Regions from separate parts of the Homo sapiens genome. Here region 2 is linked to region 1. A link is a contact called in ENCODE POLR2A ChIA-PET data. All regions are on one chromosome and are shown on one strand. The core of a region is the stretch at or near the end of the contact, and the rest is flanking DNA. Distances in the headings are between cores, read along the strand shown. Region 1 holds the start of GCC2 (GRIP and coiled-coil domain containing 2). Region 2 overlaps SEPTIN10 (septin 10).

What was found. ChIA-PET counts read pairs that join two places held with the same protein, here RNA polymerase II (POLR2A).
Region 2: POLR2A ChIA-PET joins it to region 1 with 12 read pairs in activated CD4-positive, alpha-beta T cell. The contact joins the enhancer-like site here to the promoter of GCC2 in region 1. POLR2A ChIA-PET finds 5 or more read pairs at or near these places in 2 of 52 experiments (activated CD4-positive, alpha-beta T cell and activated T-cell).

The regions. Positions count from the first base shown.
Region 1 is chr2:108,446,406-108,454,193 of GRCh38, forward strand. It overlaps GCC2 (GRIP and coiled-coil domain containing 2), which reads left to right and starts at 2,801. Exons shown (of 23, transcript NM_181453.4): 1 at 2,801-2,875; 2 at 3,228-3,284; 3 at 4,623-4,707; 4 at 5,994-6,061. The coding sequence starts at 2,870. RefSeq lists enhancers at 1,741-2,723, 2,628-2,887, 2,724-3,705, 3,791-4,291, 4,292-4,792.
Region 2 is chr2:109,555,194-109,562,981 of GRCh38, forward strand. The region is part of intron 8 of SEPTIN10 (septin 10); the gene reads right to left. It also overlaps a transcript of RANBP2 not described here. Among named protein-coding and RNA genes, the nearest start is that of SEPTIN10, 55 kb to the right of the region's middle. RefSeq lists an enhancer at 3,419-3,713 and a silencer at 5,006-5,206. Within about 2 kb of position 3,503, at least 8 of the 41 ENCODE cell types and tissues checked have a DNase peak (open chromatin) inside an H3K27ac peak, as active enhancers do.

The DNA of each region.
Region 1 (7,788 bases), core at 1,551-4,050:
GGCTCATGCCTATAATCCTAGCACTTTGGGAGGCTGAGGCAGGTGGATCACTTGAGGTCAGGAGTTCAAGACCAGCCTGGCCAAGATGGTGAAACCTTGTCTCTACTAAAAATACAAAAATTATCCAGATGTGGTGGCACTTGCCTGTAGTCCCCGCTACTCGGGAGGCTGAGGCGGGAGAATCACTTGAACCCAAGAGGCAGAGGTTGCAGTGAGCCAAGATCATGCCACTGCACTCCAGCCTGGATGACAAAGCAAGACCTGTCTGAAAAAAAAAAAAAAAAAAAAAGGAGAAGAAAGAAAAAAAAATACAATGTAAATGTAGTTTTTCCATGCTTACCTTAAGAGTTATAATCAAAGCACTGAAGAGCCAAGGATTGATTTTTCTGAAATAAAACTTGCTAGCGAACTAACAAAAAAAGATCAGGTGTCTCTCCGGACCATCCCTAAGCAACAGGTGCCTTTTAATGTGGCTCTTCAGGAGATAATGGCATGTTGGCACCATTCCAAACTGGTAAAGAAGCTATTTTTACTTAGGCAAGACCCTGCAACTTGCTCAAATTATATTATGTTTCAGTAGTGCTGGTTAACATACAGCAGTCTCCATCTACTATACAATGTGACCAGCACAGCACATATTATTGACATTGTTATTAACATTGTTCCTATTTTCTATTTCCATAAATGATTCAAGGTGATTTTTATTTTCTTTTCGGAATTTTCCTATATTTTCCAGGTGTTCTACAATGAACCTGTGTTACTTTTACAATTGGAAAGAAACATATTCGTTAAACAGGTCATAGTTCTGCTCATTAAGGTAATATACATCTTTAAAATGTGAACTTATCTGCAGTCCAGAGAATGTGAAATATAAAGCAGATCTTTCCTATAGGTTTATGAATATCAGAAGATCTCAGAGTACTCACAATCAATTCATAAATATTCATTCTTTAAAGTATGAAAGATGATAAATATATTTAGAAGATTTCAGCACTTACTATAACTAGTGAAGGAAGAAATAAATGATTTCTTCCTTAAGAGGAACAACAACAGAAGGTATCCGATGGTCAAGAACATTATACCTGCCTCCATCATCTCAGAAAATAAAATTCCTGTCCAATGACAACCAGGAAGGCAGATGGGGGTGAGCTCGAGCTGTGTGAGGAGGCCGCTGATGACCTGGAGCTTAGGGGTGTGCTGACCCTCATCTCCCTGGGGATTCCCAGGAGACGCTGCCCTACCTGTAGCTGCAACTCATGGACCCTGTTACCCAGCCAAGTGCAATGGAGGGCTGGCGAGGGAAGAAAGATCAAAGGAAGAAAAGAAAGGTTCTTTTTTATTTCAAGTATGAGAAAAAGAGAGTTCTACTGTGAGAACATCAACTCTTCTGTAGCTATTGATGTAGCCAAACTCCTGGAATGTAACTATATCTAACAGTGTTTCTCTGAGAAACTTTTACAGGATTGGAATGTGTGTAGTATCTAGTTAACCTGCTATTTTATTGCAAGTGATTTTTTCAAGTTATTAATTGAAATAGGAGTCTACCGTAAGTTGCTCTTAACTTGGGGAACTACTTTGAATGGCATTAATCTGGACCATTAATAACAATGTATACTTGGGGATTGTGTGTGTGTGTGTGTATACATGTGTGTGCATATATGTGTGTACACACACGTGCACACACACGTGCGCGCACACGTGCACACACACACGTGCACACACACACGTGTACACACACACGTGTACACACACACGTGTGTTACTGTACGTGGAGACTGTACATCTTAGGTCACACACCACCCCTGAACCAATCCTACAAACACCATAGGTGATACACACTGTCAAAGACAAAGAGTAGATGTCCACAATAGCTGTTCTTTCTCGTTTATAACACTTCTTTTACCTAGTAATAATCAGCTACCATTTACTCGATACATACTGTGTGCTGCCTCTTCAACCTTTTGACCATTTAAACTACAGGAAACTAGGTTATCTTCAGGTTACCTTAGTTATGGGAGTGTATGGAAAACATTAATGGGAAGGTGAAAGCGCAGCAAACCACTTCAGCAGTTAACAGAAAGGCTCTCAGAGCACTGGACCGCCAATCAGGACACAGCAGCAGCTCTGGGATTCGACCACAGATTCTCTGGCGTGCCCTTCGGGAAAGGGTGGCCTCGGGCCCCCTACTCTACAGAGTCTCCTCCCACGGCTGCCCAGTTCCCTGGCCGACTATCTTGCCTCCACCACATCACCATCAGTACCGGGCGGCTGCAGGGCAGAGCTGTCCAGGGACCTCCTCACAGCCTCCAGAGTCAAGAAATGCCTCCTCAGGGAAGCCCTCTACCGCATCCCTGACCTGTGAGTCACGGAGCTCCCGGGCACCATGCTGGCCACAAATGCCTAAGGAGCCCCCCGGAACCAGCTGTGGGTCCCGCAGGCACTCGCAGGCTAGCGGACACCTTTGGAGGACTGAGAGACCTGTCCTGCAATCCAATGTTCCTCACTCTCACAAGATTTTACAGACGTGGAAACCGAGGCCCGAGGCCCCAAGGGGTAATCGGCCCGCCTTCCCATGCCAATAACCGGCAGTGGCGGGACCCACACCTACTCCGTGACCTGCAGGCCCAGGGGTCGAGCCCCAGGTAGAACGTCTAGACGGACTCCGCCCTTAGCGCCGTACGGGGAACCTTCTCCCGGACGCAGACACGGAAGCGGAAGTGCTGCCGAGCTGTAGCTATGGAGACGTGGGGGGCGGGCCGCCCGGAGAGCGCGACCTTTGACCTGCAGTAGAGCCTACGTCAGAGGCTGGCGCAAACAGAAGTGCAGCGGTGGCGGCGGCTGGTTGCGGGCCGGCGGCGGGCTGGCGGAGATGGAGGTAACTCAGGTCGGGCCCACTGCCTCCCATCAAGCCTTCCGCGCCGCGATTTGGGATGTGGGAGTGGGCCCGATGGGAGGGCGCGGTAGTCTCCCTCTTGGTGTCCCGAAGCCCGCGCTGCTGTCGCCTCCCCATCTTTCGTAAACTCTATCCCTGGGGGTTACCTGCCCCGTAGAGCCCGTTTGTGTACGAATTGCCACAGCGACCGCCTCCGTCCGCCCTCATTCTCTGTCTCACGAGGCTTTCCACCACTTGATTCCATAGAAGGTTTTTCCCTGTAAGGGTTCTACGCGTTCCGTGTGGAATTAGGAAAAGAGTTCTTCTGACACCTGGGTTTGATTTTGTTTTGCAGGATCTTGTTCAAGATGGGGTGGCTTCACCAGCTACCCCTGGGACCGGGAAATCTAAGGTGAAGAGAATACTTGAATAGCGGGCTTCCTGAAGAGTGGAAGGGTGATGAATTGGAAAACTTTGGCATGGGGAAGGGGGGGGCGCTGATTTTTTTTTTTTTAATAGCCTTGCTCCAAGGGATCTCAATTTTAGTGTGCGCAATCGCCCATTTCCTGTTTCTCCCCCGCCCACCCCGATATAGAAAGACTTTTTGTTTGCTTCCTGCTCCTGGTTAGCACTGCTGGGAGATCCTGCTATTTTTCGAACATAAAGCAGTCTAAGAAGGTTTATATAGTGGTGTAGTGGAAGGAGCAGTGACATAGGGTAGGAATCAAGGGATTCTGATCTGTGGGCTCCAGTTTCTACATTGCCAAAGAGTTTAATTAGTCCAGTTTTATGGCCCTGTACAATGTTTAACATTCAATCATTCTAAATGATAGTGGTTTATTGCTAAGGTTTATTGTGTGCATGCTAAATTTCTGGCGCTTGCCTAACCACTCAGTTCCTTCGTTTAAGCTTCATGATAACCATGAGATAGGTACTGTTGTTACCCTCCTTTTACAGATGAGAAACCTGAGACCACAGGCTTAAGCAATTTTCTCAAGTGGTAAAGCTCAATTTTTTAATTAAAGCCTGAATGTTACCCGGTTCATCTTGCTGCTGTAATTATGCGTAAATTTTCTTGTGACCAAAGACTTGCAGCCTTGAATAGAATGAAATAATTTTACAGCTCCAAGGAATTTTAAGTAGCATTAGCTCCAACCTACTGATTTTACAATTAAATCAAAAGCTAGCAATGTCAACCTGTAACATTAGCTATAAGAGGATATGGCCTGGTTTTTACGTTTCATAGTAGTTGCATAACTAATTTTTAGTAGTTGCATAGCAATTACAGAATTGACGTTGCATTTGCTGATTTTAAAAAATGTGGCCGGGCGCGGTGGGTCACGCCTGTAATCCCAACACTTTGGGAGGCCGAGGCGGGCAGATCACCTGCGGTCAGGAGTTTGAGACCAGCCTGGCCAACATGGTGAAACCCCGTCTCTACTAAAAATACAAAAATTAGCCGGACGTGGTAGCGGGCGCCTATGATCCCAGCTATTTGGGAGGCTGAGACAGGAGAATTGCTTGAACTTGGGAGGCAGAGGTTACAAGTGAGCCAAGATCGTGTCATGCACTCCGGCCTGGGCAATAGAGCGAGACTCTGTCTCAAAAAAAAAATGTGGAACAAAGTATGCGGTTGGCATAAAGATTTATTCTGTAGAATGTTTTTGTTTTCTAGCAGACATTGTTTCTTTTTTGTGGTATACTAGAAACATGAGTTATAACAAGTTGGTAACATGACCACATCTTTCAGCTGGAAACATTGCCCAAAGAAGACCTCATCAAGTTTGCCAAGAAACAGATGATGCTAATACAGAAAGCTAAATCAAGGTGTACAGGTATTGGGTTGAAAATACTCATCTTGATCACAGTCTCTTTAATCGTGGTTTAAAATGGTAGTTTTTAAAATAATGCATTGGCTTGTTTTTGTTTGTTTTCCAGTGATTCCAAGTACACCTTAGTGTAGTAGAATCTGTTATTTAACATTCTAAAAATTTACCTCTGATTTCTAAATTATTCCCACATCTCTAAACCACAGTGACTTTTGAGTTGTTAAAGTCAGGGAGGAGGATTTTTAAAGTTTGTGTAAGTTAAGTGTGTTTTTCCTTCATGTAGACTTTAGATTCTTCTGAGTTCTGAGTAAAGTGTTTTTTCAAGAGAAGTCAGTTGAAATGTTAGAGACAGAAGATAAGCCCAAAGAGATGGAAAGCTTCCTCAATTAAAATAATAAAAGACTTCCATTTACAGATATTGAAGTATGTTTACCTGCTGAAGTTGATTGATTCCCTATTCAGTTTTCTTTTTATTCCAGAAGGAAAAAGATCTTAGCACCTTTTTTTTTTAGTATATGTACATGAGCTCTTGAATTTCCAGTGACTTATAAATATTAACTGCTTAGCCTAAAAGCTAAGACTTATTTTCTATTAGAAAAGATAAAAGTATGTCTTGGGAGTTTGGATCACCTTGCAATGAAGAGAATAATTTATTTGGAAAGAAGTTCTAGGCCTGAGATCTAGGCATTTGCTAATTAAACACTTAGATTAACGTTTCTTTTCTCTCTCTCTCTCTTTTTTTTTTTTTTTTTTCAAGACGGAGTCTCGCTCTTCTTGGCCAGGCTGGAGTGCAGTGGCGCAATCTCGGCTTACTGCAACCTCCCCTTCCCGGGTTCAAGCGATTCTCCTGCCTCAGCCTCCCGAGTAACTGGGACTGCAGGCACCCACCACCATGCCTGGCTAATTTTTGTATTTTTAGTAGAGACGAGGTTTCACCATGTTGGCCAGGCTGTTCTCGATAACGTTTATTCTTAATATGTGATTGTTGCTTTAAGGTTATACAGTAAGATGTACTTACAGGTGAAATAATATGATGTCTGGGGTATGCTTGAAAATTATCAGATGGATAAGAAAAGCAGTGAAGGAGGAAGTGAGTACAGGTTGGGAGGAAACAAAATTGGCCATGTAATGCTGAAGTATAGTGATGAGTGCAGAGATTAATCATACTATTCTGCTTAAATATATTCTAATTTGCAGATTTATGGGGGGTTTTGTGAGAATGTACTTATCAGTTTCCCAGTAATTATGTTCTTTATTTCTGAACCGGAGTCCTTTATTTTTTAATTGTTTAGAATTGGAGAAAGAAATTGAAGAACTCAGATCAAAACCTGTTACTGAAGGAACTGGTGATATTATTAAGGTAATTATTACGTTGGGAAATGTCTAAAGAGAAATAAAATTTCCCTGAGGATTGTCAGTCTGCTAGAGGCTATCTGGCTTTCTGTTTCTGTTCTACTTCCTCTCTGCCTTGGTTGTTTTTACCTATCTGATTCACTGTAAAAAGAGGGGGTTAATGACCTCTGGGTCTCTTTCTGTTCTGAAATTATTATTCTACTCTCTTCCCACGTATTTTCTTTTTTCTTTCTTTTTTTTTTTTTTTTTTTTTGAGATGGAGTCTCACTCTGTCACCAGGCTGAAGTGCAGTGGTGTGATCTTGGCTCACTGTAACCTCTGCCTCCCGAGTTCAAGCAGTTCTCCTGCCTCAGCCTTCCAAATAGCTGGGACTACAGGCGCCCGCCACCACACCCAGTTAATTTTTGTATTTTAAGTAGAGACGGGATTTCACCATGTTGGCCAAGATGGTCTTGCTCTCTTGACCTCACGATCCGCCCGCCTCAGCCTCCCAAAGTGCTGGGATTACAGGCGTGAGCCACCACGCCCAGCCCATATTTTCTAATTATGGTTGTTACTTCATTCTCTGCTCTTCCCCAGCCCCCTGAAAACCTGGCCATGCTCAGGACTTAAGTGATTTTAGGTGTACAGTATATAATCTATAGATAGATCCATATCCCTGGACATGTCTACTGACCCAGATCTCACAGTTGTGTTTCCCTCTCACACATTTCACTTATCTCATCAAACTCAACCAAATTGCTTCCCTTGGTTAGACCAGTGGCACCACAGTTTTTTATACCTTTTGACTTTAGAGACACTTTAACTTCTCTGTTTCCTTTATTCTCTATATGTGTCAGTCACCAGAGACCTATTATAGCTTTAAGATATTGTTCCAGTTTATCTTTTTTCTCTCTATTTCTATGGCTTTATGTTAAACACATCAAATACTTAACCTATTTCAATAAAAACCTCACTGGGTTCTCTTTCTCTTTTTAGTCTTATATAATACTGCCAGATAACAAAATATTGTTTTTATTCCCCGTTTAAAAACCTGAGTTGCAGGCCAAATGCAGTGGCTCACACCTGTAATCCCAGCACTTTGGGAGGCCAAGGTGGGAGGATCACTTGAGGTCAGGAGTTTGAGATCAGCCTGGCCAGCATGGTGAAACCCTGTCTGTACTAAAAATACAACATTTAGCTGGGCGTGATTGCCCACACCTGAAATCCCAACTACTCAGGAGGCTGAGGCACGAGGATTGCTTGAACCCAGGAGGCAGAAGTTGCAATGAGTTGAGATTGAGCCACTGTACTCCAGCCTGGGCAACACAGCAAGACTCCGTTTTTAAAAAAAAAAAAAAAAACACAAAAAATCTGAGTTGCTTATTCTTATTTCCACTCCCTTAATGCTAACAAATGCTTTTTCATTCCCTCACTTTCATTGCCCGCCTTAGGCCAAGCTTCTGTAAAGTTTCTTTTACATCTCAGAGCTCTGAAATACTGTTTTCACTGCTTTTGCATAATATCCGTTGGTTATATATTTATTTATTTTTATTTATTTATTTATTTTGAGACAGAGTCTCGCCTTGTCGCCCAGGCTGGAGTGCAGTGGCACAATCTCGGCTCACCGCAAGCTCCGCCTCCTGGGTTGACGCCATTCTCCTGCCTCAGCCTCCCAAGTAGCTGGGACTACAGGCACCCGCCACCATGCCTGGCTAATTTTTTGTATTTTTAGTAGAAACAGGGTTTCACCAC
Region 2 (7,788 bases), core at 2,253-4,752, 1.1 Mb after region 1:
GAATAAGGTCCCACCTCCTTTAAATTGCACTCAAGAAACTTTATAATCTCTGGCCTAATTCTACCTTTCCAGATTGATTTCTCACCAAACAATTCTGATATCCTATCCTCAGGTTTCAGCCACACCAACCTGTTCATTGTTCCCAGAACGAACCTGGCATTTCAGGCTTCAGTTTGTGGCCACTGTCCACCTTCTACCCCCATGCTGTCCTGCTCATCCTCTACCCCTCAAGGGCAAATTCACATGTAACTTCTTCTGTAAAGTCTCCCCCACTCTCCCCTGTTGCAGGCCAAAAGAATGAGGGTCATGATCAACTCAGTATACCACTGGAGGCTATATTAGTAAAGAGCAAACTATTCTCATAAATGCAGAATGTTAGCAAACTGACAAACTGCGTCTGCCATCCAGAAGGAATGCTGAGGGCAGTCACGACCCAGGCACAAGTGTTTCTTGTGATTATCTACAGGGCACATCTGAAGCCTGTTAGCAATAATATGAACCTGTGATCAATTACGCAGCTGACCAATCGTTACCTCTTCCTCCCTGTTCTTTCTACCCAATAAATACAAACGGCTTAAGAAGCTTGGGGCGGCTGCCTTTGCTCACTAGAAGCAGGACGCTCTCTTCTTCTTCCCCTGGCCCCTTCCTTTAAAACAGTTTCTTGTAAGTTTTCATTTCTGTGTTCATCCTCCTTCGTTCAGTCCCGTAGTGACTGCCAAACTCCCCAGTTAGAATTAACTGTTCCTTCCAAGCACTGCCATGGCATTTATATCCTGCCCATCTCTCCCTTCTCATAGGTCACAAATCTTGAGAACAGAAAATGAAGCCTCATTCATCTCTGTGACTATCCAGCAGAGCTCTCTAGACATTTCAGTTTCTTTATAAATGTTCATAGAATGACAAATTTCTGGGAAGAGGAGGAAGATTTAACCAGCATAACCAGCAGAGAAAGGACTATCCTGGAACTCTACCAGTAGCTGCCCTTTCCTATGTGTAGAATTTTGGAGGTATAATAAGCCTTCTTATATGTCAGAAACACTGAGCCCTTCCATTTGGGCTTGCTATAAGAATATCCCAAAGGTTTGACAGAGAATACAAATTCACTTTCCAGCTACATTAGTGAGAAATTTCTATTGCTTATAAAAATAAATCAATTTCAAAATATGAATTAAATCTTATTAATCTTAAATTTTATAACTGGAGACATTAAGCTTTTAAGTATAGAATTCTGTAAGTTCAAAGAAACGCAGAGTAAGAAATACTACACAACAGCTACCAAGGCTGAGAGGTGAGTTTGAGGCATGTACAGGAGGGGTTCCAAGCAGGAACAGATCCTAAACACTTGCAGAAACCTGTTCTTTAAGAGCAGAGATTACAAATGTGCAAAATACCCTAGACATCACATGTCTCACACCCCAAGGAGGCATTTTACTTAGTATCAGGCCTTTTTTTTTCTGTTGTGATCTTTTTTTTTAAAGAAGCCCCTATATTTATCAGCTACTTTCTTCATCTTTAGAAACCTCCCTACATTTCACTAGTCCAACATGACTGATAGTCTTTAAAGACAAGCTTGATGTAAAAATATCTTGAATTCAGACTGGATTAAGAAAATGTGGCACATATACACTGTGGAATGCTATGCAGCCATAAAAAATGATGAGTTCATGTCCTTTGTAGGGACATGGATGAAGCTGGAAATCATCATTCTCAGCAAACTATCGCAAGGACAAAAAAACCAAACATGGCATGTTCTCACTCATAGATGGGAATTCAACAATGAGAACACTTGGACACAGGAAGGGGAACATCACACACCGGAGCCTGTTGTGGGGTGGGGAGAGGCGGGAGGGATAGCATTAGGAGATATACCTAATGTAAATGATGAGTTAATGGGTGCAGCACACCAACATGGCACATGTATATATATGTAACAAACCAGCACGTTGTGCACATGTACCCTAGAACTTAAAGTATAATAAAAAAAAATTTAAAAAAAATTATAAAAAAAATCTTGAATGCATAACAAACATAAGTTTTTTAAAACAATGCTTCATTAATCTATACAAGCACTTGAGTTGTTCACAAGGAAAATATATCTACCTGGTGAAGAGAAGAGACCTAACATTTGTTGAGTATCTGCTACTGGCAGGGTACTCTTCTGGACTCCTTTATGTTGACTATTTAATTCCCACAGCAACCCTGAAGAACAAGCCCTGACATTCTAAATAAGAAAACTAAAGCACAGAGAGTAATCTGCCCAAAGAAACATAGCTGAAAAGTAAAAAGCTGGGATTTGAACCAGATTAGACTTGTTCCAAAGTCCATATTCCCAACTACCACAAATCAGATTGCCCCAATGTGGTGTCTCAGCAGGAGAAAGTAATGGACTGCTTCTGCATATTTTGCATCTCATCGTGCTGCTTTCCAACTTCTGACAATGTAAACTTACAAGGCCAATTTCAAGTAAAGAAACTTGTACTATTTTTCAAAAGGTGGTAAAGAAAGTCAGATCTGAAAGAGAATGGTCTATAAAGTTAGTATTCTAAAACTAATGCAATCATTGTTTCTTATCATAGATTTATTAAATAAAAATAAAAACATTTTCTTGCTATACTATTCCCTTTTCTAGCATAAAAGTAGCTTGCTGTCATAATTTTCTTTTTTTTTTTTTTTGAGACGGGGTCTCACTGTCATCCAGGCTGGATCATCCTGCCTCTACCACCCAAGTAGCTGGGACTATATGAGCATGCCACCACAGCTGGTTAATTTCTGTATTCTTTGTAGAGACAGAGTTTTGCCATGTTACCTAGGCTGGTCTCAAACTCCAAAGCTTAAGTGATCCACCTTTCTGGCCTCCCATAGTGTTGGGATTACAGGCGTGAACGACTGCACCTGGCCTGACATGAATATTTAATGCCAACATACTACTGTTGTTGCAAATCTCACTGATTTAAAGTTGAAAACTAAAGAGAAAGAAAGAAAAAAATCTCAGATGCTCATGTCATCAAGAAAAGTCCTTTCCTTCAATTGGGACATGTTTGTGTTTCAAGTACAGTTCCGATAAGCCTAGTGAACTTTTTCCAAGTCTACTATAGACTACCTGAAGAACTATTTAGTTCTTGAGAATTCCAAAGACATGAAGTTTTACTAAAATTACGTCAAATACTTAAACAACTCTAAACTACTAAGCATACATCTTCCTTTCAAAGCTACAGGTCCCACAATACTTCAATGACAGTGATTTTGTGCTAAAAAGTTAAAGGTGATTAACTGTGGGAAAGAGATTAGTTAGGTTAATCTTTAATTATTAAACTTGGGGATTTAAAGAGTTTTATAAAGGCATGTTTCCAATGGTTGAAATAATTAATATAAAATGTTAAGATCAGTTAATTAAACTATGACTATAGTGCTATTTACGTGGGCCTCGTGACAAGCCTGCGATTGGTGCTGGTAGATTAGGATACCCACCATGACTCAGCATACCCATTCAATAAAGTGTAAGTGGAAAAACAAACGGAAGTTCTGGCAACAAAGAGGGCCAGGAAGTACAGTCACATAAAGGTCACCCAACAGGTTTGCGTAACTTGTCTTTACTGCTAGATAGATATAATACTGAGGGACAGATTTTACATGCCAACCAAATTACAACAACTACCAAATTAAATAGGAAAAGACTCCCGAGAAAACAGATATAAATTCTTTTTTTTTTTGAGATGGAGTCTCGCTCTGTTGCCCAGGCTGGAGTGCAGTGGTGCGATCTCAGCTCACTGCAGCCTCCACCTCCTGGGTTCAAGCAATTCTCCTGCCTCAGCCTCCCACATAGCTGGGCTTATAGGTGTCCGCCACCACACCCGGCTAATTTTTGTATTTTTAGTACAGACAGGGTTTCACCATGTTGGCCAGGCTGGTCTTGAACTCCTGACCTCAGGTGATCCACCCACCTTGGCCTCCCAAAGTACTGAAATTACAGGCATAAGCCACCACGCCTGGCCAGATATAACTTCTTGAAACTATAAAAAATAAAAGCTTCCTAATACATCAGACTATAATGAGCTACAAAAGCCTTATCAAATCATTTAATCACATATGACAAAGAACCAGAAGAGACATTTTGCCTCAACTTTACCCAAGTGATCCAGAAATACAGTAGAAAGGTCTACTCTCTTAGGAAGACAATAGTGAGCCACTGCTCCCACTCACTCTGTAGCCTGACCTAAACTTACTGAGTTTCTTCCAGCCACTGCTCCCACCCAGTCCGTAGCCTGACCTAAGCTGAAGAATCTCCCTTTCTAATTTCCCCTTCTTTGTGTGATCAGTGATCAGATGCTTCCCAACCTGAAGAAATGCTCAGCAAATGGATGTGATGGGCAATCTATGATTTCTGACTACCTATCATTGAGTCCTTTCCTCTTGGTACCAGTATCCATTATCCTCATTACCTTTTTGGGGGCTACCTCTCCCCCATGGGATACAGTCTTGTGGGACAATTAATCAGGTTCACACTCACTCCTAAACAAGAGATGGGAACATGACCTACATCAGGCCTACTGGACATTCTTTCCCTGGACTATGAATTGTGAGCAGTGAACAAAAAAGGCTGGCAATGGTTTCAGTTCATTCATTCCACTCCCAGAGCTGGAACAAAAATGGTTTCTACCTGTTGCAGGCCTTCCCTTCAAATCTGCAAGTCCAGACCTATGTAGCCTCCAACCAATGCCTTTTTTTTTTTTTTTTTTTTGTCTTTTAAGATGGGGTCTCGCTCTGTCACCCAGGCTGGAGTGCAGTGGCATGATCTTGGCTCACCGCAAGCTCTGCCTCCTAGGTTCACGCCATTCTCCTGCCTCAGCCTCCCAAGTAGCCGGGACTACAGGTGCCCGCCACCACGCCCAGCTAATTTTTTGTATTTTTAGTAGAGATGGGGTTTCACCGTGTTAGCCAGGATAGTCTTGATCTCCTGACCTCGTGATCCGCCCGCCTCAGCCTCCCAAAGTGCTGGGATTACAGGCGTGAGCCACCGGGCCTGGCCCCAACCACTGCCTTTTTTAACTGAACACAAAGTGGTCTTCATTATTCTCCAAGAATTGTCAAGGAAGCACCTCTGTACTTGTGCAGCATAAACCTGGACCTCAACTTTGACACAGCAGCAGACTCCCTCTCTCTTGATCCCCTCTGTCAAGTTCCAAGACGTGACACTGCTGGTTTTCCTCCTCCTCCCTTCTCAAGCTCTCCTATCTGCTCCTCCAGCTGACAAATACTAAAGGGACTCAAGGCTGTTTCTGAGTCACCTTTCTTTCTAGATGTATTTCTCTCTACAGGCAGTCTTATCCCTGGTCACACATAGAATTAATCATTTAAATACCCATGACTCTTAAGCTATTTCTTTGGCCCATTGCTTTTCTGACCTCCAGAAAGATACCCCAAAGTGCTTACTTGTAATTGTCACTTTGCTGTTTCAGAGGAAACTCAAAGTCAACAGGTCCCAAACTGTGACCTCCATTGTGCCTACCACTGCTGCCTCACACACACACAAAAAAGCTAGTCCTCCTTCAGCCATACCTATCTAGATGAATGCAGTAACCATCCACCTAGCCATGAAACCATAAATTCAGGAGACTAGGCGTCTCCTTCTAGCCTCCTGCTTTCTCACTTTATTATATCCAAACAACCACTAAGTTCTTCCAATTTTACCTTCTAGTCATCTCTCAAATATGTCCAGCTCTTTATTTTCATTGATCTCACTTTAGTCAAAGAAATGCTCTCCTAACTGGCCTCTCCTAAGCATCTCTGAACACCCCTTCAATACCTCCTTCACATTAGAGCAAATAATAATTTTTAAAATGCAAATATTATATTATTCCTAAAATAGCGTTGCCTTCCCCTTAGGACAAAGATCAAAATCCTCCCCAGGGCCTCCACAGCTGCTGCCTGCCTGTTCTCTTCTCTCATCTCACGTGAGCCCAGGCCTGCCTCATCTGTCCTGCTGTACTGCAGTGAACTGATCTTCTTCCGGAGTCTTACAGATGCCATTCTCTCTCCATCTTCAGCCCTTTGTATATGTCTTGCTCTGTTTTCCCCAAGTTACTACAGCTCAAAATAGCCACTGCCTCAAGAAAGTCTTCCCGAATTTTCCAGCTTAAATTTGGAACCCCCCCACCCACACAACCCATTTTACACTGTCTGCCTCTCCTTTAGTGCTTATATCACAGCTACAATGTACTGTGCAATTAGGTGTTTAATTTTTGAACTCCCCTACAAGAACATAAACTCCATGCAAAATAATAGTAATCTCTAGCATTTAGCAGAGCCTTTTAAAAAAATACTTAAGATTTTACCCAGTATTATTCACTGCTGACTCCCAAATTACTATGGCAGCCCTAACTTCTCCCTAGCTCCAGATTCATCATGTGTCTAATAACCTACTCAAACTCTTCACCTGAATATTTAATAAGCAGCTTAAATGTAACATTTCTAAAACCTCTGGATTACCAACTACACCCCTAAACTCTCTGATTCCCATCCTCCTCAGGTCAATAACGATCACCACCAGTCACCCCATTTTCTAGGTCAAAGTGGTGACTGAGTTATCCTTGATCCCTCTCTTTCCTTCAAATCCCATATGCAAAAATAATTTATCAGTGGGTCCTATGGACTTTAATTTCAAATTACATATCCTTAGCCAGGTGTGATCCATCACTGTAATCCCATCACTTCAGGAGCCCAAGGCAGGCAGATCACTTTGTATTTTTAGTAGAGATGGGGTTTCAAGACCCCAGGAATTCAAGGCCAGGAATTCCTGACCCCAAGGCCAGGAATTCAAGACCAGCCTGGCCAACATGGTGAAACCCTGTCTCTACTACAAAAACACAAAAATTAGCTGGGGGTGGTGGTGCATGCCTATAGTCCCAGCTACTCAGGAGGCTGAGGCATGAGAATCGCTTGAACCCAGGAGGCAGAGGTTGCAGTGAGCAGAGATCATGCCACTGAACTCCAGCCTGGGCAACACAGTGAGACTCTATCTCAAAAATAATAATAATAATAATAAAATTAAATTTAAAAAAATACATGTCTTAAGCATGCTTCTCACCCCTCTGTCACTACCCCTCTCTTTCACGCCTCCATCTTCTCATGCCTGGACCACCATGGCAACCTCCTAACTTGGTCTCCCCACTTCCACCTGCCCCCCTCCCCCAACTCTCTTCTTCACATAGGGGTCCTCCTCCCACCCCTCAACAGAGACTCTACACAAGCAGGGTCTCTATTTGATCCAACAGTGCACATACACCCAATGACTAGCATTTGGCTGAGCAGATAGCAGACAAACTATTTGCTGAATGACTAAGAATTCTGACTGCAGATTTCTAGGCTTCATCCCTGGAAATTCTGACCCTGCATTTCTTAATCATCCACAGGTGACTGATGATGACTCCACCAGACACCTAGGCCTGTCTCCTCAGAGAGGACTTCAAAGTTGTCCCTGCCCGCTCTTACTCAGGACCCCTTCCACCTCAGTGCACAGAGGCCTCTGAAGTGACCCTGAGACTTGGAAGAAATGAGAAGTGAGTCTCCTCTGAGAAACACTAGGGAAGCTAACTCGAGATGATTAATCTTTAGTGAAGACAATATCATGAGAAAATTGTCAGTTTACGAGAATGACTGGCCCACAACCAGAAGCATCCTATGCCTGAATTTGGTGAGGGTGGGTTAAGTACACACAATGCTTTTTTTTTTTTTCTTTGAGATGGAGTCTCGCTCTGTTGCCCAGGTTGGAGTGCAGTGGCACGATCTCAG